Linked DNA regions of Homo sapiens: region 1 is linked to region 2. Evidence: chromatin loops called from intact Hi-C (ENCODE). Cell type or tissue: A673. All regions are shown on one strand. Each heading gives the region's core, and the rest is flanking DNA. Links, peaks and the distances in the headings are about the cores only.

What was found. A loop is a pair of places that touch in the nucleus more often than their neighbours do. Peaks named below come from ENCODE experiments on the same cell type or tissue, not always from the same donor. Only the 100,000 strongest peaks of a DNase experiment are listed, where the experiment ranks them.
Region 1: it touches region 2 in a loop (4-fold over the local background); 78 of 110 quality-filtered maps call a loop at or near these places.

The regions. Positions count from the first base shown.
Region 1 is chr6:169,824,906-169,836,997 of GRCh38, forward strand. No RefSeq gene overlaps it. Among named protein-coding and RNA genes, the nearest start is that of LINC00242, 32 kb to the left of the region's middle. RefSeq lists an enhancer at 2,059-2,734. In A673, for the core only: CTCF peaks have their summits at 6,918 (motif pointing right) and 8,736; DNase peaks (open chromatin) are centred at 6,966, 7,916 and 8,676; H3K4me3 peaks cover 1,380 bases; H3K27ac peaks cover 2,162 bases.
Region 2 is chr6:170,523,235-170,535,326 of GRCh38, forward strand. PSMB1 (proteasome 20S subunit beta 1) reads right to left here. Exons shown (of 6, transcript NM_002793.4): 6 at 11,886-12,092. The coding sequence ends at 11,986. Among named protein-coding and RNA genes, the nearest start is that of PSMB1, 24 kb to the right of the region's middle. In A673, for the core only: a CTCF peak has its summit at 6,782 (motif pointing left); a DNase peak (open chromatin) is centred at 6,777.

The sequences.
Region 1 (12,092 bases), core at 2,584-10,583, 700 kb before region 2:
TCTCTTGACTTTGAAATGCACAGTACCCTCTCATTACTGCATCCCGAGCTGGGCAGCAGATGTCAAGGAAACCCACACTCCTGCCTGAAACTCTGCACCTGGCATGGTCCCCACCCCACCCTAACCACCTCCTGCCCTGCCCTGGGTCCTGTTGTTCCAGCTCCCCCATGCACAGGTGGGACGGTGTTGGTCTCTCTGGACCTGGCTGGTCTTGCTGATTCTCCTGTCCCAACTTCTGATCTCCAGAGGACAATGCTTCACGTTCCTGGGCCCTGATGTCTAGAGGAACCCCATCCAAACACCCTGTGAGCCCACTCCCTGGTGGGGGCAGCCTTCTGTGCTCTGGCGCCTTCCTAAAGCACGGGGAGGTCTGCATTCTGGAATGTTCAAGATCGCGTCAGTCACAGCAATGATACAGACAGCAGATGAGGCTCCCGGGGGGCTGAAAGGGTTCGGGTCAGATGACTGAAGAAACAGACAGGCCTGCATCCATCCTGACAGGGTCCAGCGAGACCCCATGCTGGAAGGAGTGGTTCCATCAGCACCTGCGTCTCTCCAGGGCTGTGCTCGGGAGGCCACCTGCAAACCATCGGGTCCGGACACCCACAGGGTCCTGACACCCACAGGGTCCTGACACCCACAGGGAAGGCTGCATCCCCAGCCAAGAGGGGATGCGTTCTGAGCTGAGTCCTCCCTCCCACGTGAGGGGTGTTTTCTCTGAGATCTTTAGTTTTCTGCACCAGGGATCTGTGTGCTGTATGTGAAACCTGCCTCAGCATAGCCCATCCTCCCAGCACCTCCTACCCCACCTGCTGACCAGGGTCGCCTGCCCCTCCTTGCCCTGAACCAGAATTATTTCTCTGGTTCCTTCCATTGGGGTAGACGATGTCAGAGGGAAGACCTGGGGCTCAAGGGCTGCTGTTCAGATTCTTTTGTTCCATGGGGTGCTCCCTTGACATGGCGTCCCCCACTTCAAGCACTGCAGACAGCTGTGAAAGGGAAGAGAGGAGAGACCAAAAGCCCAGCTTATCTCCCTGCACTCAGAATGTCCCAGGGTCTCTCTTGTGGGTTCAGACAGGAGCCCTGGAGCAGACTCTGGGAGCCCCCATGGGGAAGCCGGGGGCCGACCCTCTCGAGGAGCTGCCTTCATCATCCCTCAGGTTTGGTGATTACCAGATGTAATCAGATGGAGTCACTCTGATAGAGCGGATCCTTGTTTTCAATGCTCGTGGGCAGCCTGTGTCCACCTGTGTCAGATGGAAGGGGCTGAGGGGGTACGAGGGACGGTGTCTGCTCCCCCACCATGGTCCTGACAAGCCACACAGGGGGCTGAGGCGGAAACTGCTGAATTCACGAAACTTTCAAAATCCAGTCTCACTCCCTTGGCTCCAGTTCATGAGAGAAAATATCTACAAACCATCCATCCAACCAGGGACAGTTATCCAGAATTTACAAGAAACTCAAACAACTCAATGGCAAAAAACAAGTAATCAGATTTAAAAATGGGCAAACAATCTGAATAGACATTTCTCAGAAGACATATGAATGGGCAACAGGCCTGAAAAAATGCTCAACACTAATCATCAGGGAAATGCAAATCAAAATCACAATGAGATACCAACACCCGCCCCCCGCCACCACCACCGACCAGGAGGATGGTTGTTATCAAAAAGACAAAGAGTAACAAATGCTGGTGAGGAAGTGGAGAAAAGGGAACTCTTACACACTGTTGGGGGGAATGTAGATTAGTACAGCCTCTATGGAGAACAATGTGGAGATTTTTCAAAAAACTAAAAATAGAGTTACCATATGATCCAGCAATCCCACTGCTGGGATTTATCCAAAAAAAAAAAAAGGAGGAAATCAGTACACTAAGGAGACACTTTATCTCCATGTTTATTGCAGCATGATTCACAATAGCCAAGATATGGAATCAACCCAGGTGTCCATCCACAGACTATTGGATAAAGAAAATGTGGTACAGATAGAAATTAGAATACTACTCAGCCATGAAAAATGTTCAAATCCTGTCATTCATGGCAGCATACATGGAACTGGGGGACATTATGTTAAATGAAATATGCCAAGAACAGAAAGACAAATATTGCATGTTTCATTCATATGTGGAAACTAAAAGAAAGTTGATCTCATAGAAGCAGAGTAAAATGGTGGCTACCAGGCTTGGGAAGGGTTGGGGAGAGTGAGAGGGTGGTTAGCTGATACAAAATCACAGCTAGATAGGAAGAATAATTTTTAGCATCCATAGCACTGCAGGGGTCTACAGTTAACAATACTTTGAAGCAACCAGAAGAAAGGATTTTGAATGTTCTCAACATGAACTCATCAATGCTTGAGGTGGTGGGTATGCTAATTACCCTGATTTCATCACAATACACTCTAAGTGTCAGAACATCACAATTACTGTGTGCCATTTAAATAAAAAGAGCCACAGTGCTGGACACTAGGGGAGGAGTGATGTCCCAGTGTGAGATGGGAATGAAGCATGGAAGTAGGAAAACAGAATGGGCCACTCTAAACAGTGTCGACGCCAGGGCGCTTTCCACACCGGCAAAGAGCTGGGGAAGGGAGGTGGCAATGGGAAGGGCCCCAGACTACACGCCTGGGAGGGGTGGACACCAAGGCTGGCCTGCTCTTCCTGATCACTGCGCTGCAGCCTCCAGTGTCTTTCCTGAGGCGAAGAGAGGGTGGGAGGGGGCTCTCAGATTCAGATGGGGAGGATTTGGAGCAAGCAGCGAGGGACTGCGGGCCCAATACAGACGCAGCTCAGCCCCCGGCCCGCCCACTCCCCATCTGCAGCGTCCCTGCTGGTCCTTAGCAGCCTTCAGTCTCTGCTTACTCTGATTCCTCCTCCTGTCTCTCCCTCCATCCTTCTCTTTATTCTCTCCTCCACTGCCTGCTCTCTTCTTTAGCTTTGGGAGATGTTTTTAAAACTCACCCTGATCCTTATATTGAAGCCCAGGGATTTTTAGTCCTGGCTGCTCATTGGAATCCCCCAGAAAGTTCTATGACCCCCTAAATCCAGACCCCACTTTCAGAAACTGATTTAATTGATCTGATCCCAGCTAAGACCCTGACGCAGGTACTTTTTGTTTTGATTCACCAGTGACCCTAATTTGAAGCCAGTGTTACGAATCACTGATGGAGTGAGACATTTGGGGTCTGTTCTTGGGACCGTGGGTGAGTTTGCTTCAAAAGTGCATTAGCTGTTCCCGCATAGGAGGGTTCTGAAGAAGGCCTCATGGTGTCTCCCTGCCTGGAGCGCCAGAACTCAGCCCGGTTCCCAGCTAAGAAGTAGGAGCTCCATGCACCTCCTTTCCTGCCTGGGCCTCTGTGGGGGATTCTTCTGAGCCCCCTCGTCGCTGGCCTGGATTTGCCTTGGATTCTCCGGGGGCGGGTCTGCCTCCTCCCTGCCTGTGTCTTTGGGCGGTGTGACTTCCAGGGCTGTGTGACCTTCTGGGCCTTGCTCCCAGATGGACGATGTTTCCTCGGACACCTCAGCCTCAAGGAAGGGCTGTGCCTCACCAGTCTCCTGCCATTACCCCGTTCCTCTCTGCTCTCATATTCCACACAAGCCAATCCCACATCTGGGATGCCAGGCGGGGATGTGAGTAGATGGCAGGTACAGCGGGCAGCGGGCCAGCACATCTGGGTTCCAACATGAAAACAACTCCCTTTTAACATAAACTTTTTTTAAAGGCCCCAAACACATCTGCAGTCCAGTTAAGGGTTGCTGGCCACAAGTATGCAGCTTGCCTTACCCCTTCCCTCCCTTAGCCTTATGAGTTCAACCCATTTATCCAGCACCGACTGTAAACCAGGCATGTTGTGGGCTCTGGGGGTAAAGCTGGGACTCAGCAAAGGCTCTGCTCTCCTGGACCCTACAGAGGACAAACAAACAGCAACAGGAACGCACGTCAATGTTGTGCACAGGGAGGGTGCTCACCCTGATGGGGGCGACACAGGGAGGGTGCTCACCCTGATGGGGGCGACACAGGGAGGGTGCTCACCCTGGTGGGGGCGACACAGGGAGGGTGCTCACCCTGGTGGGGGCGACACAGGGAGGGTGCTCACCCTGGTGGGGGCGACACAGGGAGGGTGCTCACCCTGGTGGGGGCGACACAGGGAGGGTGCTCACCCTGGTGGGGGCGACACAGGGAGGGTGCTCACCCTGGTGGGGGCGACACAGGGAGGGTGCTCACCCTGGTGGGGGCGACACAGGGAGGGTGCTCACCCTGGTGGGGGCGACACAGGGAGGGTGCTCACCCTGGTGGGGGCGACACAGGGAGGGTGCTCACCCTGGTGGGGGCGACACAGGGAGGGTGCTCACCCTGGTGGGGGCGACACAGGGAGGGTGCTCACCCTGGTGGGGGCGACACAGGGAGGGTGCTCACCCTGGTGGGGGCGACACAGGGAGGGTGCTCACCCTGATGGGGGTGAGGGTGGGGCTTAGGGGAAGGCACCTCTGAGCTGTCTTTGGGTTGAAATTGAAATTAAAGGAGGGAGGAAATGGGGGAATAAAAAGTGCAAAGGCCCTGGGGCCACCTGAGCGCCCCTTGGAGAATTGTGGCCAGGCCCTAGCCAAGGAGCCCTGAGCCCAGGTGAGGTCTCAGACTTCAGGGTGGCAAGGAGACCTGGGGGCTACCCCTGCAGACCACACATGCCTGGAAAAGCTTTTGGAGTTTATTTCTGGGGCAAAGTGAAGCCAGTGAAGGGCCCGGGTAGAGGAACAAACCCCTGACTGTGTTTTAAAGGCTCACAGCCAAAGACCACAGGGACAGACCAGCCTGGTGGTCCAGGCAGGGCCGAGGTGGCTTGGGCTGGAACAGCTGCGTGGGGGAAAGGATGGCACAGAGGGTACTTGGAGGTGGGGGATGAGGAGAACCAAGGGACAGAGGATGACTCCGTGTTCGGGCCTGAAACATTGGGTAGACTGACAGTGAGGCCATTTGCTTGGCAAAACAAGGGGGCAGTGGGGTACGGACAGGAGGGCGTTGGCTGCTTTCAGCTGAGTGTCTTGTCATGTCCCATGCAGGTGCAGGAAGCACAGGGGAGGGGCCAGGGCCAAGCAAGGGCTGGTGAGTGAGCCTCAGCTGCAGGGCTGGACAGAGTCATCTGGGGGAGAGGTGGGGCAGGAGGATGCCTGGAAGCCAAGAGGAGACACTGTTCCAGAGGTGAATGCTCCATCACCACTGAGGCCAGCAGAGAAGTGAGCATGGGGGTCCTGGCCTGCTGGCTTGGACTTCCTAACTGTGGGGTACTGCCCACAGGGCCAGAGGGAAACACTTAGGGGCCCTAACCACACACAAGACCTTACAATTCTCTCCCACATGTAACTCAAATATGTATATCTGTATTTTGCAACAAGACAAATTTTAAACTATGGTTTAAAAAAAATCCCCCTGAATTTGCTGATTGCAAACTTCTTGGCAAATCTGTCCAGGCTGAACTTTTCTCCATCTTCCTCTGCTGCTGCTGTTTTGCCTGCTTTTCAAGTGCTTAGGACACTTACTTGGCCATTAGTCAGATTAGACTGGCTGCTTCTAAATTAGTCCCTTGGCCAGGATCACCTCTCTCTATAATAGAGAAATTGTTTCAGGTGCCTTCGATGGCATCCTCAGCCCAGAGCATTAAGTCCTGGTGGCATCACAGGCCTTGGCCACCCACCTAGGTCACAGCTCCCTTGACTGATCCTTCTCCACCCCCTAGGCACCTGGACTCAGGCCCCCAGAGGGCCACTCACCATCACCTGGCTATGCCTGGCATTTTCCACATCCCTGCTCCAGTGTCTGGGTGTCTGGGCAGACTTCCTGGTTCACAGATGGAGCCTTCTGGCTGTGCCCCCACGGGGCGGAAGGAACAAGGCAGCTCCCTGGGGCCTCTTTTGTAGGGGCACTAATCCCACCATGAGGCTCCACCCTCCGAACCTCATCACCTCCCAAAGGCCCCACCTCCTAACACTGTCACCTTGTGGGTGAGGTTTCAGCCTAGGAATTTGGGACGCTTGCGCATTCTGCCTGGAGCATTAACCACGTATCTTCCCTGTGTTTGCCAAGGATGTGTCCGGAGACTTTAGTCAGTCCTAAAATTCTCCCTCCCGCTAGTGAGTGACCTGAGCAGTGCATCCTGCAGCAGCCCAGCCCTCAGGTGTTCATCCTCCAGCAGCGCAGCCCTGCCCACCCTCGGGAGGAGGAGGGGCCCGGCGCTGACACCTGCGGCCTTCTCAGTGCCACAGCCGGGCTCTGCATCCCTGCAATGCTCCACAGCTGCAAGGCTGCTCACTCACTTTGCACAGTGGCTCCCAAACCCCATTTGCAATTTTCCCTCCGAGACCCTCACAGCAGCTGGGGCCTCCTCTTCAGGCCATGTGTCCCTTCTTCAAGAGTCAAAATGAGAACAAGTCCGTCTCTTCCTTTTCTTCCTCCAAGCTTGGGGAGGCAGCAGCTTCCTCTCTGGCCCCCAGTTAAGGACCTTCTACCTACGGATTCCCTACATCAAGTCCCTCATGGGAATTATCTGTTCTGGTAGCTTCCGTGGCTTCTTTCTCTTCCCAGACCCTGACAGATGACCACGCGTGGCTTGCTGAAGCCATAGCTGTATGAGGACACTGGCAGAAACGGCTGCTGTTCTTCTTGCTTCCCAAAGGGCAGAGATACCTCGAGTCACAGAAGGATGAGGAAGCGTCTTCTCACACCCCTGACTTCATCTGCTGGGAGCTGGTGGCTGAGGGCGGCTGGTTTGCTCTAACCCTTCAACACCGATGAGTGGAAAGGGCCAAGGAAGCAACCCCCGCAAACTGCCTGGTTGCCAAGAGGTCTCCCAGGTAGGGGACAGACTCGGGTCCTGCCGGCAGCTGCGCAGGGAGGGTCTCCATGACGCAATATCTCCACACCACGGCAGGGGGCGCTGTTCACGTGCGCGAGAACGCTCCTTAGTGACCAGAGCCTTTGCTCCAGGGACAGGAGCTGCCTCAGAGCACAATTTGCTGCTTTGAAAAGGGATTTAGAACAGGAATTCCCTCAGACTTGGTAACAGTAGATGCCGTGTGAGCGGAAGAGCATCTTCAGGGAAAACGTGTGAGAAATGGGGGAGAGGAAACCTGACTCCAAATAAACCAAGAACACGGCAGAAATTAAGGAGCTCGCAAAAGCTGTGAGAGGGCAGCGAGTTGCCAGTTCATATAAATGAAGAGATCAGCAGAGTCCACCGCCGACTGGTTGCGAAGAAGTCTAAAAACAGACCCAAGGATTCGGAAATTCGGGGCCGTCGTAGAGCCACTCATTTCAGTAGAACAGTAAGTGCAGAAACCAGATTTATACACACAGGTATATACATGGATACACACATCTATACACACACTAGTTTTCTATTTGTGTTTTAAAATTTAACTTTTTATTTTGATGTTTAAAGAGTACATACAAATGTAGAAAGGACTGTGTAATGAACTCCCATGTACCAAGTACCACCTGATTAATAATTAAGTGGCTTATGACTAATAATTATTGACTCACGACTCAACTTGTTTAATCAGTTTCTGCCTGTCCCCACTCTCTATCTCTCTTTCTCTTTGGATTGGAGTATTTTCTGGCCATCCCAAAAGATATAATTTTATGTAACTACTGTGTCTCTAATGGATAAGGGCTTTTTAAGAGCAGCAGAGGGAGAGAATTGGGACAGAACCCAGAGCCACAGGGAGAGCTGTGTCCTTGAGCAGCACAGATCCGAGGCAGCGCCTCTGGTTGCCCAGCTAGTTTAGAAGCATGATCAAACATGTGACATGAGAAGCAATATTTACCCTTCTAAAATGTGGCTTCAAGGATAGATTGGTTTAAGCCAAGCCTCCTTTACTTTTCCAAATAAGAACAGACACACACTGATAGGAAATGAAACAGGAAATGGCCCCCCTGGCTAATGTGTGGGTAGGGTGAGATGATTCCTTTAACTTGCTCAGCATGAGTGCCTTCTCAGGATGTGACAGGAGTTCATGTCGGGATTTAAGAACATGGACTTCTTGGATCTGTTGGTTGTATGTTCTTGGGAAAGTTACTTATGCCTCAATTTCACCTGCAAATTGGGGTTAATAATGTTTAAGGTCACAAGGTTGTTCCAAGGATAACACGAGAGGGTGCATGTAAAGAGGTGGGTGTAGCACCTGCCGTGTAAGAACTGCTCAGCCTACATTAGCTGTAATGACGATTGGTGAAGACACCCGCTTGTTAACTGTTGTGTTCTGTGAGCCCCCCAGAAGCACCTTGTCCGTAATTATCACACAGAAGGCCTTTTCCTCCACTTTCACCGTACACAGAAATAATATGTAAGGCCCAGACTTAAAATGTAGGCTGTCATTTTTTTCCTACTCGAAAATAATAGAGAGAAACATTTCTTTTTTTCTTTTTATTTCTAGTGCACCTATATATGTGTAAGAATGGTTTATTACTCTCGATCTTCTAAGTTAATTTTGGGGGAAAATAGTAACTCCTTCAAGACTCTAGAGTTTCCTTTAGCCAATTAGACATTGTGATGACTCATCTGAGAGAGTATGAGTAGGCTGCTTATGAAATTTATTCTGCCACCCAAAGATGATAAACTTAAAGAAGTCCCTCACCCAGACACAGCATAATAAAACAGCTGAAAACCAAACACGAAGAAATCTTAAAGTCAGCCAGAGGAATCAGCACGTGACGCACAGGGAGCAAAAATCCAAAGGAGCGTGGATTCACCTTCAGGAGGAGCCCTGGAGTCCTCAAAGTGGCACAGCAGGCCCAGAGCATGGAGGAAAAGAGCTACGCACCTTGAACCTTATATCCAGCAAAAGTGTCTTTCAGCAATGAATGTGAAATACAGACAGTCTCAGATGAAGACAAACTAAGAATTTATTTCCAATTTACCTGTGATAAAAGAAGCGCCACAGAAACTTCAAGCAGAGAGAAACAGTAAGGATAATCTGGAACTTCAGGAATGAAGGGAAAGTGACAGAAATGATAAATGTCTGGGTGAATAAAATAGGCCTTTTTCTCGGTGTGTATGAGGAATGAAGGCAGCATCCATAACACTGGTCTTTTCAGCTAACGCAGAGGTCCACACAGAGGGGAGGGCACGGGGCCAGCGGAGGGCATGGAGGCCGCTGTGGAAGTGGCTTCTGTAGTCCACATGAAACAGCAAAATGTTATCCTCAGTAGACTGTGAAAAGTTAATTGTGTAAATTGTAATTCGTACGTGAACCACACACCCACACAGCTGTGCAAAGAGATATAAACCAGACCCCAATAGACCCTTAACATGGAATATTAAAACTATTCTAAGAATCCAAATGGAGATATAAAAGGGGAAATTGATTAAAAAAATGTAAGACACAATCAGAAAACAAATCATGAAATGACATACTTAAATCCAAACACCCCAGTAACTAAATTAAATATAAGTAGCTTAAGCATATCAATCAAAAACCAGATGATCAGATTGGATATTTTAAAAAGACCAAACTGTGCTGTCTCCAGGAAGCCTACTTTAAATATAATGATGTAGGGGGATGAAAAGATGCACCACATAAACATTAATGATAATAAAAAAGCTTCGGTGGCTGCAGAGACGAGATAGACATCAGAGCCAGGAAGATTGTGGTTGATGAGGAAGGGCACTGCATGATGGTGAGAGGTCAGGTCCACAAGCAGACGTTGCCGTCCTGAGTATGCACGTGACAGAAGAACTTCAAAATATACGAAACATAAACTGGTGGGACCGAGAGGAGAAATGATGGATTAATAACTGTAGTTGGTAGTTGGAGTCTTCAACACTCCTTTATCAGTCATGGTTAGAATAGAACAGAAAATCTTCTAGAAGGAGGATAAAGAACTGAACAGCATCACCAACCACCTGGACTCACTTGACATGTGCAGAACACGCTGCCGAGCAATAGCAGCACACACGTTCTCAGGGGCACGTGAAATGTTCACTAGGGTAAATCATGCCATGGGTCATTGAAAGCTCTAACAATTTTATAAGATCTGAAATCATGCAAAGCATGCTTTTGACCACAATAAAGCTAAGCTAGAAATTAATAACAAAAAGATATTGGGGAAACTTCCAGCTACTTGAAGGCTAAATGACACACTTAGATAATGCATAGGTCAATTTTACATTTCAAAGAAATTAGAAAAAAATTTGAACTGTATGAAAATTGGAAACAGAAAAACAAGAAAGAAAATCAATGAATTCAAAACAGTTCTTAAAAATATCAACAAACTGGTAAATGACAGAGAGAAAAGAGAGAAAACAAATGATCAATATTAAGACTGAAAGAGATGATAGCATTATAGACACAACCGACATAAAAATGACAGTAATGGACCACTATGAACAACTCTACGCACCTAAATTTGAGAAGTTAAATGAAACGGCCAAGTTCCTTAAAAGCCACACACTATTAAAACACACTTAACAAGAAATAGATAAACTAAATAGTTCTGTATCAAAGAAATTGATTTTTTAGTTAAAAATCTTCCAAAAATAAAACTCCAGGTCCAGATGATCTCACTGGAAAATTCTACTAAACATTCAAAGAAGAAATATCAGAAACTGTATACAGTCTTTCAGAAAATAGAAGAGGAAGGAGCACTAACTTATTTTATGAAACCAGTATTATCTTGATGCCCAAACCAGGGAAAGAAGAGAAACTATGGACCAGCAGCCCTCATCATCATCAATTCTCAACAGAATATCAGCCAATCAAATCGAACACTATATGAAATAAATAATCCATCACAATGAAATGGGCTTATTCCAGGAATGCAAGGCTGGTTCTACTTTTGACAATCAATCAATGCAATTCACTATATTAACAGACTAAAAAAAAAAACTATGTGATTTTGTCCACGGATGAAGAAAAAGCATTTGACAAAATTCAGCATCTAGTCATGACAAAAACTCTCAGCAAACTAGGAAGAGAAGGGAATTTCCTTAACCTGATAAGGCGTATTTATTAAAAAAAAATTCACTATGGCTGATATCAAGATAGTGACAGAGCAAAGGGTTTTCTCCTAAGATTTGGAACAAGGCAAGGGTGTCCATTCTCACCACTCTTATTCACCATCACACTGTAAACCCTAGCCAGCAAATGGAGCAAGAAAAGGAAATTAAAAGGCATGCAGTTGAAACAAAAAAAAAACTGTCCCTGTTCATAGGTGATGTGATTATTTATGTAGAAAATTCCAAGAAATGTACAAAAAAGGCTGCTAGAACTAATAGGTATGTTTAGCAAGGTTGCTGGATAGAATGTCAACATTCAAAATTAATCATATTTCTATATACTGGCAATGAACAGCTGAAAACTTAAACACACAACTACACATACACACATTTGTACACACATACACACCATTTACGATAGGGACAAAAAATGATTAGGTATAAACCCAGCAAAACATAGAGGCTTTATAAGCCAAGAACTACAAAACACTGATGGAAGAAATCAAAGAATATCTAAATAAATTGAGAGACACATTGTGTTCATGAACTGGAAGACAGAACTTAGTTATTTGTCAATATTGTCTACATTGATCTATTGATGTAACACAATTTCAATACAAATTCCAACAGGATTTAAAAAATAGATATAGGCAAGCTCATTCTGCTATTCACATGAAAGGCAAAGAAACTAAAATAGCTAAAATAATTTTGAAAAAGAAAAAAAAAGTTGGAGGACTCACATTGCCTGCCATTAATACTTAACATAAGGCTACATTAGTCAAGACAGTGTTATTGGCGGGGACAGAAACACGTATCAGACGAACAGAATAGAGAACCCAGAAATCTACATACACAAATATTGTCCAGTGGCCTTTGAAAAGGGTGGAAAGGCAATTCGATGGGGAAAGGATAGACTTTTCCACAAATGGTGTGAAAAACTGGGCATCCATATGCCAGTACAAGCAAACCAACCATCTTGCTCTAAACCTCAAACCTTCTACAAAAGTTAACTGAGATTGAACTACAGAGCTAAATGTAAAACATAAAACTAAAACTTTAGGAGACTTTATAGGAGAAAATCTTTGTTGCCTGGGGTTAAGCAAAGGATT
Region 2 (12,092 bases), core at 2,166-10,165:
TGTCTTATAAACATTCAGGGCTCCTTGGAAAACCCAGGGTTTCTCTGAGGCCCCAAGTCATCCACCTGCTGAGTGAGCCCTGCTCAGATGCATTCTGGAGGGAAAAATCACATAAATTCCCTTCCAATCTATAACTCTTCTTAAAGTCTTCCTTAATGCAATCCTCGGGGACACACACTTGACACGGCTGTACTTCTCTAAAGGAAGGGAGAATCGCTGTGGCCTAGCCCAGGCCATCTGCCACACTTGCATAGAATGTTTTTCCTATGGAAGCTTATTTTGGAATATAATCACAGAGGAAATTGAGATAAACAGGCTTTTCCTTTTCTGGACAATTCTTAGAGATAAAATCTACTGCAGAAGGCAAGACACTTAACTTCTGCCCAGAAACTGATGTCACGTGGTTAACGTGTGGTGGCCACATCAACTGAAGCCGACAGTGACACCGAGTCAGCATCCTGGGTGCAGCTGCCACCCTGTCACTCTCATCACATTCCACCATTCCCAGGCCACAGAGGCAAGAGGATACTCTCAAAACTTAGAGATAGCTTTAGTTTTAGGAAAATAGGACGGAAAAATATCTTATGCCTCAGAATAATAGGTGGAATTCAATTGCTCTTCAAGGCAGCACAAGCATAATGTCCAAATAGGCTTACAAAGGCTTTCCCTAGATTGTGGGTGATTGATCTGTGGCAGGCTATTAAGGGAAGTTCAGGATGGCCAGGCTATTTTGAGGCTGATATCTTGGAGAACCCTCTCTCTCTCCTGCAAACCACTCCCTTGGCATCACTCTCAGAGACAAGCTGCTGGCCTGTGCAGCCCACACCCTGACTCAGGGTGGCATTTTTCTCAAGCCCTCTCCTTTTAAGGCCATCAGGGATCTGAGCCCCCATGGGTAGGGAACAGGCCAGGCAGCTGGAGCGTACAAGAGTCACCACTACGAATAGCTTGACTCTGAAGTTTCTAAAAGGGAACCTGGACCACCTGAGCCTCCCCAGAAGACGCCTCAGTCACATTTACCCTGCTGCTGCCATTAGTATCAGGCAGAGCCATCTGTACACGCGGGAACATGAAGGGCACTTTGCAAGACTTCAGCTGGTGGGTTAAATGTGGCTCACAGCTGTCGCTGAGGCACACTCCCCAAAATAGTCTCAACACAGCAGTAGGAAAGATGACACAGAGGTGACTGAGACTAATAGCAATACAGTATTACTATTATCCCTTGAATAAAGTATGTAAATCAAGGTGTTAACCATCAGGAGCAGAGAAAAGAGAGTGTTAAGTATAGGGGCTTAGCTGTAAAAAGAATCAGAAGAAAAAGAAAAAAAAACCCTCAGTTAAAGGGCTAGATAGTCTAGAAAATTTGTTAGGTATTTATATTATTAACACAGAGCAGGGTAACACGATAGAATAGAAACCTGTTACAAACAGGCAACAACAACAACAAAATAGACAACAACCCTAGAAGAAAAATGCCTTGAAGGAAAAGCTGGAATACTGTGAGAGACTTACCAGTGGCCTGTCTGCGTGTAACTAACTCCTCATCCCGACTTGGTCACGCAAAGGACAGGTGACCATACCTCCAGGAAGGTGGAAAGGGGCCCTACATGAGTGAGAGGCTCAAGTCCTGCCCAAGTGGAATCTGTGATTCTGTGATCTAAAGAAAGTTTGTGGCTATTTTTAGAAACTAAAGTTTATCTCATATTGACACAAACTCAAAAATCAATGATACTTTGAGATATGTCATATCACAAAAAAGATTTCTCCTCTAGTACATTATCATTTAACCAATACAAACAGGTCTGGGCCAGGTGCTGTGGTTCATGCCTATAAACCCAGCACTTTGAGAGGCTGAGGGGGGTGGATCCCTAGAGCCCAGGAGTTTCAGGCCAGCCTGGGCAACATGGTGAAACTCTGTCTCTACCAAAAGTACAAAAATTAGCCAGGTATAGTGGCACACACCTGTAGTTCCAGCTACTAAGGAGGCTAAGGTGAGAGGACCACTGAGCCCAGGGACGTAGAGACTACGGTGAGACATGATTATACCACTGCACTCCAGCCTGGGCAACAGAGGGAGACCTTCTCTCAAAAAGAAAAGAAAAGAAAAAGAAACAGGTCTAATTTGTTCATCTAAGCAATGATAAGATTTATATGAACATAAGTTGCTTTATTGATGAAAAATTGAACATAATCTAATCAAGCCTCTAAATTTAACTGCCAATTTATAGGAAAAGACAGGACAGAACCTACAGGAATGCAATCATTTATATCTAGAATGTGGAAGATTCTGCATGACAAACGACTTGGATTCTTCAACATGTAAATTTCAAGGAAAGAGAGAGAGAGAGAGATAAAAAGGCTTGTTTCCAGATTTGAATGACATGTTAATAGACATTTATGAGACAATCAAGGAAATTTGAACATGGACTGCATATTGAATGTTGAGGGATTATAGTTAATTTTTAAAGGTACAATTGTGATACTGTGATTATATTTTTAAATGCGATCATTATCTTTTAGGAGCACTAAAATATTTACTAATAAAATTATAGGATTTACTTCAAAATAAACAACGATAATAAGATTACCATGAATAGTGGTGGGTGAAATATACAAGGGGCTTATTTGACATTTCCATAATAAAAAACACGAATGAATAACAAAGCATTATAGAAATTCAAGTAAAAAATAGCTCGTGCTTAGTAATAAATCAAAGCGTGCTGGACACTTTAAATAATAAACAAAGATAAGATCTTGCCCTCTAGAAAACAGCTCTAATTCAGGACAGACTTGCTCACATCAGATGGAAGAGTCAGAATGAGATGTGCTGAGTAGAAGGTAGAACGGTCGCTAGCAGAGGGTGGGAAGGTGGTATGTGTGGGGGAGAGGAGAAAGAGAGGTTGATTAATGGGTACAAACAGACAGTTAGATGGAAGGAGTGAGATCTGTTGTTCGACAGTAGAGTAGGGTGACTACAGTTAACAACAATATTTGCATATTTCAAAATAGCTAGAAGACAGGACTTGGAATGTTCCCAACACATAGAAAGGTGATGAACTCAAGGTGCTGAACACCCCAAATACCCTGACTTGATCATTATGCAATAACAAAATATCACATGTACCCTGTAAATATGTACAAATACTACATATCAATTTAAAAATTTTCACACAAGAATGAGATGTGCTGATGCATGTGGAGGCCCTAGCTCCAGACTGGGTGTAAACTTCAAGCCACTGAAGATCTTATTTCCAAGGTTTTTCTACTTTGAAATTCCAAACTTATTTTTCTAGCAGATTTATAAGGGACACGGGACAACATAAACTTGTTAAAGTGACAAGAGAAAGTAAATATGCCCTTAAATTTATACCAAATCTTCTGACAAGTCTTGACTGATAATTGTTTCCTTCAAATTTGTGAAAAACATGAGAGAAAACGTGTTTGTATCTCATTTTTAAGTGTGGACACTTGGCATTGCTCACGGCTTCCAACGGAATAAAATAGGGCTTAGTTGTTTTCCATTAGCTTTTTCCTTTGTGTGTGTGTGTGTGTGTGTGTGTGTGTGTGTGTGTTGTGTGTACATATTGGCTCTAAGCATTTATTAGCCCAATAATTTTTAGTGAAACTCTCCACTTCTCAATATCTTTTGCCGTATTAGATTTTTGTAACATGTGCTAAAGGTTAAAACACCTTTTCCCCTTCATGAAGCCTGAGAGAAGTCGGTTTTCTGGGTTTTCTCAAGACAACCCAGAGGTTTTGTATACGTCTGTCTAAAAAGTCTCAGATTTTTCTTGCTAATTGTGCACCTTCATAATCAAGCAGACAAATCAGAATATTATTTTGGTGAGGCCATCATCTAAACTAACAGTCTTTATGTACAGAAGCAGCACTGACCGGGTTCATACTCCTCAGTTAGCAAGTCAACATCTTCCTCCTGCCAGCAACCCATCCCAGAATATCTGTGGCTTATTAATACTTATGAAAACAACAGTCTTCATTATTTACTAATTAGGAGATGATCAGATGTATCTATTGATAGCAACAGGCTATTTAAAAGTGAAATAATCTATCAAACAGATTTTTTATCAACTCAAAGTTTCCAGTTAGATATTTTTCATTAAATTGATTGCTAGATTGCAGCCACAATCAAACTTAAGTATTATAAGAAGTTTGGTTGGTCTTTTAAAATCATGCAAAAATTCAAGGGGTGCTATTAAATATAGAATTCCAAATGTATAAAGTCTTGTCCTAAAATGGTCAATAAAATGAACCAGTCCACTGGTTCATTTATAGGGGGCCAGTCCACTACATTAATTTGGATGTTCTTCGTCTGCATTTTCATGTTTTCACACACCTGCAGTCATTGTGTACAATTCTGGACTCTTGATTTTCATTTAGCATTCTGCGTTAATATTCTGACATGTTGCTGCCAGGTCTTCATGGCCACCACTTTTAATGGCCAGAAAATATTTCATGTAGTGAACATTTCATAAATTACTTAACCATGTCCCAATTATTGGTTATTTAAGGAATTTAAAACTAAAACACCACTCTTGTGACAAAGTTCTGATGTATCCAGATGTACTCATGCCAAGTCGTCCATCAATAGTTCTGCTAAACCCTGTCAGAGCCCTTTTCTGAAGGGAACCAGGAAACATCTCACAACAAGAAGCTTAAGGCCTCTACAAAATGACTTCAGGGTTAGGATTTCAATTTCACTCTGAGGCACATACAGGAACCACTAGGTTATTTGGCTTAGAATGGAGGGAAGTGTCATTTTGTTTCTGTTCGGCCTGCAGGAAGCTCCTTCCCAGGCCCTGCATTGCCAATTGAACAATTGAACAATTCTCATTGTTCAATTCCCACCTATGAGTGAGAACATGCATTGTTTGGTTTCCTGTCCTTGCGATAGTTTACTGAGAATGATGGTTTCCAGCTTCATCCATGTCCCTACGAAGGACATGAACTCATCATTTTTTATGGCTGCATAGTATTCCATGGTGTATATGTGCCACATTTTCTTAATCCAGTCTATCACTGATGGACATTTGGGTTGGTTCCAAGTCTTTGCTATTGTGAATAGTACCGCAATAAACATACGTGTGCATGTGTCTTTATAGTGCCTAGAACATAATAGGAGCTCCAGAAATACTGTTGAAAAAATGAATAAATTGAGCACACTAAGTGTCTGAATAAAATACCCTGACCATACCCCTAAATAAACAACATAAATAAGCAAATTTCAATTTCTCGGAAAAGTTATATTTTAGTGTCCAATGCTCTTGTTATGCAGTAATGGCATCTTTGATTATTCATATTCGTTAGAGCTTCCAGAAAGGAGTATTGCAAATCACACGGGCCTCTGACTCTCATGACCAAATCCCCCTGTCACTGTCCTTGTTCTCTGATCCTTCCTCTGGGCCCTCGGAAATGCTGGTCTCCATCAAATTGCTGTAAACAGTTTTCAGAAAAAGTTCTCTTTGGGAAGTTTCAAGAGAAAACCACAAATTTCCTGGAAATGCTTCATGCTTCATGACATTTAAGGCTTTCAGAGCCTTGAACTTCAGGAGCAAGATAGCTGGTAGGTCTTCTGGAGGTCTTGCCTAACCTGAGAAGGTCCCAGAGAATTTGTGCATAGAACCTCCCAGGAAGCAGTAAGACAGGCTGGTGCAGTCCCACAGGATGAGAAAGGTAAGAGCTTACCAATGTCTCCAGTTTTGTAAATGAATGTTCTTAGCATTTTTGGTGAGGAGAAAAAAATATCAAACCCATCACAGACAGATCAGCAGTCTCTTGACCTAGGTCACTCAAGGGGTTCTCAACAATCAATTCTAAAATGCAAGTGAAAAATGTCAATATAAGGCTAGACACAGGGGCTCATGCCTGTAATTCCAACACTTTGGAAGGCCAAGGCAGACCTAGAACTTTGTAAATCTGAGATTTTGCTCCATGACTTTGTGGATACTTTCTACTAATACCACCTACACAAAATCTTCAACCAAGAATCTTAATTGCATTTATCAACTTGTGTCCTTAGATCATAACATTTAGATTCATTTGAAAGAAATTTATTGAAGTAAAAGAAATAAGAAGAACTTGATAGCACAAAACAAAGAAAACCCAGAAAGAGAGAGAGAGAGAGAAGCAGAAAAACTAAACACTGAAACCCAGAGAGAGAGAGAGAAGTAGAAAAACTAAACACTGAGTCTTAATCTGTTCTGCCACTAGTCAGCAGCCTGCACAGAGCACTTTAATGTATTCTCTGTCCATTAGTTTCCTTGTTTATGAAAGTATATAGCTCCAAAAAAATTCTGTGTTCTGATTTTTGTCTCTCCAAACCACAACCAGTCCCCTGCTCCCTTCTCTCCTCCTCCTCCTCCTTCTTCTTCTTTCTCTCTCTCTCCCTGTCTCTCTCTCTCTCTCTCTCTCTCCCCCTTTCCCTCTCCCCCACCCACCCACCTCCCAACCCCTGCATACACCTAGGACACCTCCAGCATAGGTTACTACCAATTTTGCACACCTCCAGCATAGGTTACTACCAATTTTGCTGGGTTTATCTCCTTCTGTCCTTTCCGCTTTGATCTGAGGAATAGCTGAGATTTAGGACAGCAACAAGGTGTACCTCCTTCCAGGTTATAAAACAGGATTAATGATTAGGCTCAAGGCCCCTTCCTAGTCACTCAGTAAAGTCTGTGCACTGGAAAACTGTGGTAGCAGTTTTCTGAGCATTAGAAAACTGTGGTTCTCACAGAGGCTGGATGAGTCAACACTGCCATCTGGCGGCCTCTTGGAGGGTGATGTGGAGCCTGGCTTTCATTGAAGAATGAAGGTCCCTTGATTTCCTGACCCTCAGCCAACTCTCCAGCAGCTTCTCACTGCAGAAGAGGTCAGGCCATTGGTCAGCTTGAGGACAAAGTGGGAGGATCACACTTTCGATCACCTATACTTTCTAACAATCAGCCCTGTGGACATCTGCTCACGCCCCATGCTGTTTTTAAAATATTTTCCCATTATAGAAATATTTTTCAAAGATGATTCACAAGCTCCAGGAGCCATTCAGACAAGGGAGAGCAAATTGGCAGCTAAACTCATTCAAGAGTGGAGCAGATGCACATGAAGCTCTGTCTGGCGGAGGAGGCACAAGACACCGAGCCTGGCTGGGAGGGTGCTCATGACAAGAGTGGGGCCACAGGCCTCTCCTTTCATTGGACATAGTGGCCATACAAAGTGGCTGCCTTGAAATGCACCCACATACACTATCGGTCCTCCCGGTCTAGGGAGAAAACTAGCACAGTATGTCAACAGATAAATCAGCGCAATCCTGTGGGTGAAGCAGTGCACCCATACTCTTCATTCTGCTGAGCGGAACTCAAGGGTGAGACACTTGTATTCCTAACTCCACTTGCCTTCAGGCTCCTCCAACATTCCAAATTGCCCATGGACAGAGCTACTACCCCTCCATAGAAGTGACAACTTGAAATAAAAGATTTGAAGCTCCTTCCCACGTTTAGACCCAGGCCTGCTGCTAGGAACTCCAGAGGAGGGATGGAAAGAAGTTTGCACTGCTCACAGATTTAATGTTTCTCTCACAACCAGAAGTAGGCAGCAGGATGGATTTTCAATCAACACTAACAAACGGATCACTCCTGGGTCCTTTAAACAAGTTCCATGTCTCTTTATAGGTTTTAGGTGCCTCCTATGTGTTCAGACTTCGTATAATGGATATATAAGAAAAGTAAATGGGAGGGGCAATATTTAAGAAATAACAGCAAACAATTGCATTCATATTTAATATAAACTACAAGTATCAAGTTAATAGACGCTCAGAAGAAATTCATAAAATCTAGAAAAGTTGGGAAAATCTCAATAGAGAAAATAAAACTTGATCTGGACTTTAAGAGTATGATTTATAAAGTTCAAGGGGACAGTACACAAAGTCAGACAATGTTAGCTGAATCACTGAAGAATGAGAATATCACACCCACTTAACAAAGCAGCCCAGCTAGTTAAAGAAGTATGTTGAAGAGGTAGGGAGTTGGGTGGGGGAGGCGAGGATGGCGTGGAGGGATCTGAAAACTATCAACCTTAAATAATGAGATTTAGAAAATATGATTAAGTAGAGGGTTAATTCGAGTGCAGAGCTTGAGAATGGCCACCTGGAAACACTGACTCTAAACCAGTAAGGTTAATGTTTCAAAGTGGAGAAGTTAAGGTTTCACTTAGAAATTTTAGCAGGATCACATTTTCCATACAAGACCAGTGCATTCGCCACAGCAATTTGATTGGTTATAGATTGCTGCTCATTCCAAGATTACTTTATTACTCTGTGCGGAGGAGTAGTGATTTGAGGGGTCTTATGTCTGGTGCCTTTTTGTCTTGTTTACAGGGGAAAAGGCAGAAGTTGCGCCTGCATGCCGCATAACTCAGGCTCTGCATAGCCACATGTCTTTCAAGGCTCAGAATAATTTGAAGTTCCAACAGCTTTAAGTTTGAATTAATTTCACAAAGCGGAGAAAGACTTGGACTTCGTGCAGTAATGAAGACCACCGATGGGTACTGAACAGCTCTGGTGGGTTTGCACTCAGAGAAAGGAGCCTAAGATGCAGAAGGTGCAGTGAGGCAGCAGCCATCTGCTCTTGTGCTGCTGAGCAGAGCATGATGGGCTGTCACCGCTCACGCGTGTTCTTTACCTGCTGACTCACCTGGCGGCATGGGCTGCATATGGGGTCCCAGCTCCTTAAGCTCCTGTCAGGCCCTTCTGCAACTTCTCCCAAGCTCTTGGGCCAGGTGCATGTCTAGCCATGAAAAAGGAGGCCAGTACCTGATCACTAAGTGAAAGTTCTAAGGTAGTGGGACTGCCACAGGTGTCCCCCATGGTCCCAGGTCACAATCCAGTCTGTTGACCCTCCTCCTTTTGCACCATCGCCCCTTTGACAGCCTGTGCTATGGGTTTTAGGCTCCTAGCACCAAACAGAAACAGGCTTATATAGATCATCTAATCAGCTCTTCTTATGTGAGGCCGAACTCTGTAATAAATCTTTTTATGTCTCCTAGGGCTTCTCTGATTGAACCTGTCTGATGAGGAGTTAAAGAAGTTCTCAAATTGTGTATGCATAAGAATCACCTGGGATTTCTAGCTCAGAGACTGGGACAATAGGTCTATTGAACCTAGGAGTTCATTTTGAACAAGTGCTCTACGTAATTCTGATACAGGGAATCTTCCAGTTACAGTTTGAAATTCACAAATACAAGGAATGAGAGACCTAGAATCAGAAAGCATGTTAATACACTTTTGGGCCATTAAGTGCTCACCCAGGTAACAGGTACAGAAAGGCAGAAAAAGGAAACCTATCAGGGTAATAATTATGCCTTTTTTTTTTTTTTTTTTTGAGACAGGGTCTTGCTCTATCACCCAGGCTGGAGTGCAGTGGCACAACCACAGCTCACTGCAGCCTTGACCTCCTGGGCTCAAGTGATTCTTCCAGTTCAGCCTCTTGAGTAACTACGACTACAGGCATGTGCCACCATCCCTGGCTCATTTTTTGTAGAGAGGGGGTTTGGCCATGCTGCACAGGCTGGTCTCAAATTCCTGGGCTCATGTGATTTCCCCACCTCAGCCTCCTAAAGTATTAGGATTACAGGCGTAAGCCACTGTGCTTGGCCAAGACATTTTGGTAAGAAATATTATTTTCCTACTAAATTGTCTACATTCCCCTTGGGTAGGCTTGCAAAGTCACTGTGACTACAGCAGGAGCTATTGCTGCATGGGAAATATGGAGACACGAGTGGTACCTGGCAGTCACGGGCTCAGTTTGTTTCTAACCTCCCAAGTCAGCACAGCCCCACTGAGCAGACTGCCGGAAAGTATTTATGCCATCTGTCGGATAATTAAGACAAATCCAAACATCTACGTGCATTCTGTGTGTATAAATGGAGTCATGGCCAACCTCTCAAGCAGTTTTCCATCAATCACTTGTAATATTACCAGATACTTCCAATCCCCTTGCAGGCAGTAATGAAGAGAAAGTCTCTACATCAGCAGCTTCTCACTGGAATCTTCAAGCCTAACTCTTAAGAATGAATCATACTTCTAATGTTTATCAAAGGTTTTCTTTTCACACAAGGAATGTGCCTGAATGATCTATAAAACTACCCAAATAACTAGTAGCCAGGTTAGCTCTAGGAGCCATATGCCAAACACATTCTGGACTAAGTCGTGTTCACTCCAAAACTAAGACCATGTTCAAAGTCTACAGCAATACTGGATTAAAACAATGTTAGCTGAAGGTTGTAAAAAAACATCATGGAACACTAATTATGTGCCATCAATCATTACTCAATTTGTAGAACTTCCCTATACACCTTGGGAGGTGAGAACCTTATAGAAAATCCTAGATACACAACTTTATATAAACAGAAAATTCCAAAATGGGAAATCCTTTAGAATAAGAATATACCTAGTGTATATAAAGAAGAAAAAATGTAGATTTGAAATTGGGATACTCTACAGTTTTTAGTTGGGACATTGGGATAGTTAATTTTAGGTGTCAACTTGACTGGATTAAAGGATATCAAGACAGCAGGTAAAGCATTACTTCTGGGTTTGTCTGTGAGGATGTTTCCGGAGACTGGCCTAGGAGTTTGTGGACTGAGTGCAGATCAGCCTGTGTGAGCAGGCACCATCCAACTGAATGGAGCCCAGATAGAACCAAAAGGCAAAGGCAAATAATTCACTGTCTTTCTCCTCGAGCCAGGGACTTGATTAGCAACCCCTCACACCCAACTCCTTATTTTCAGGACTTCAAGGGTTATACCATCAGCTTCCCTGGTTGTGAGGCCTTCAGACTTGGACTGAGCCATGCTGCCAGTTTCTCTGGCTCCCCAGCTTGCAGACAGCCAGGCATGGGAATTCTCAGTCTCAATAACTGAGTGAGCCAATTTCTTTAATAAACCCTTTCTCATCTCTCTCTATATACAAACATATCCTATTGGTTCTGAGTCTTTGGAGAATCCTCATACAGACACTGTTAAGAGATGAACCAGGTGTTACCACTGTGTCCCCAATGCCTGGGATAGTGAGTGACAGTATTGATGTTTGTGCAATAAATGTTTACAATGTGTATCTACTAGCAGCTTTCGATAATTTGAATTATTTATAAAAGGCAAAATAAACAAAAGTGGTATCTAAGATTAACCACTAACTTAGTAAAATTCCATTTATACCACAGGTTGTTCTGGTACAAAGCATACAATAACTCCCATGTTACATATAATTTGACTTGTTCAATAACAAGAAAATTACTCAAATATTATAATGGAGTTAAAATGTATTTAATAGATCTAAAAAATTTTGGCTCTATCAAAACTTAGGTCTCAATTATAACATTACTAAAGTGCTTGTAAAAATTATCCCAGATTTCTGGCTACAGCTTGTATAAAGGCCTATTTTTTTTTTTTTACAGTTTTATTTTGGTTGAAGATTTTTCTCCAAAATAGCTATTCCAGATGGCTTAACAGTCCCAGAAGTGAAAAATCTTAAGATATTTCATTTATAACCATTAGAGTCTTAATAAAACCCTAGTAAATACTCTCCCTTCTGGATGGTTTAAAGGTCCCTTCAGGCAAGCTGGCTGCGTAAACACCAGAGCCCTCTTCATAAGATAAGTTTGCTCAAAAGGTCAACTTTTACAGAGAAATTCCTACCTCATTAGTGTAAGGGAAAATTAACATGACCTGTTTTCATTACTTAAAATGCAAAAAAAAAAAAAAAAAAAAAAAAAAAATCTCAGAAAAATAGAAAAGGGTGGGAAAAATGAAGAAAATTAAAAGAAATTCTACTTCCTATATCTGTCCTGCTTAGAGAAGACAAGTTATAGCAAAATGAGTACTTCAGGTTTCTCTTTTAATAAACAAAACCATCCAAGGTACAGTTCCAAAGTACAAAATCAACCAGGTCTGAACTGATTGGTGATAAGAGCACACAGATCAGTCCTTCCTTAAGGAAACAGTTTCCTCCCTGATGCCCTCTTTGGTCACTATGCAGATCCGGAGTGCGTCCCCAGTGTACACATCTCTCTCAGCCGCAGAAATGA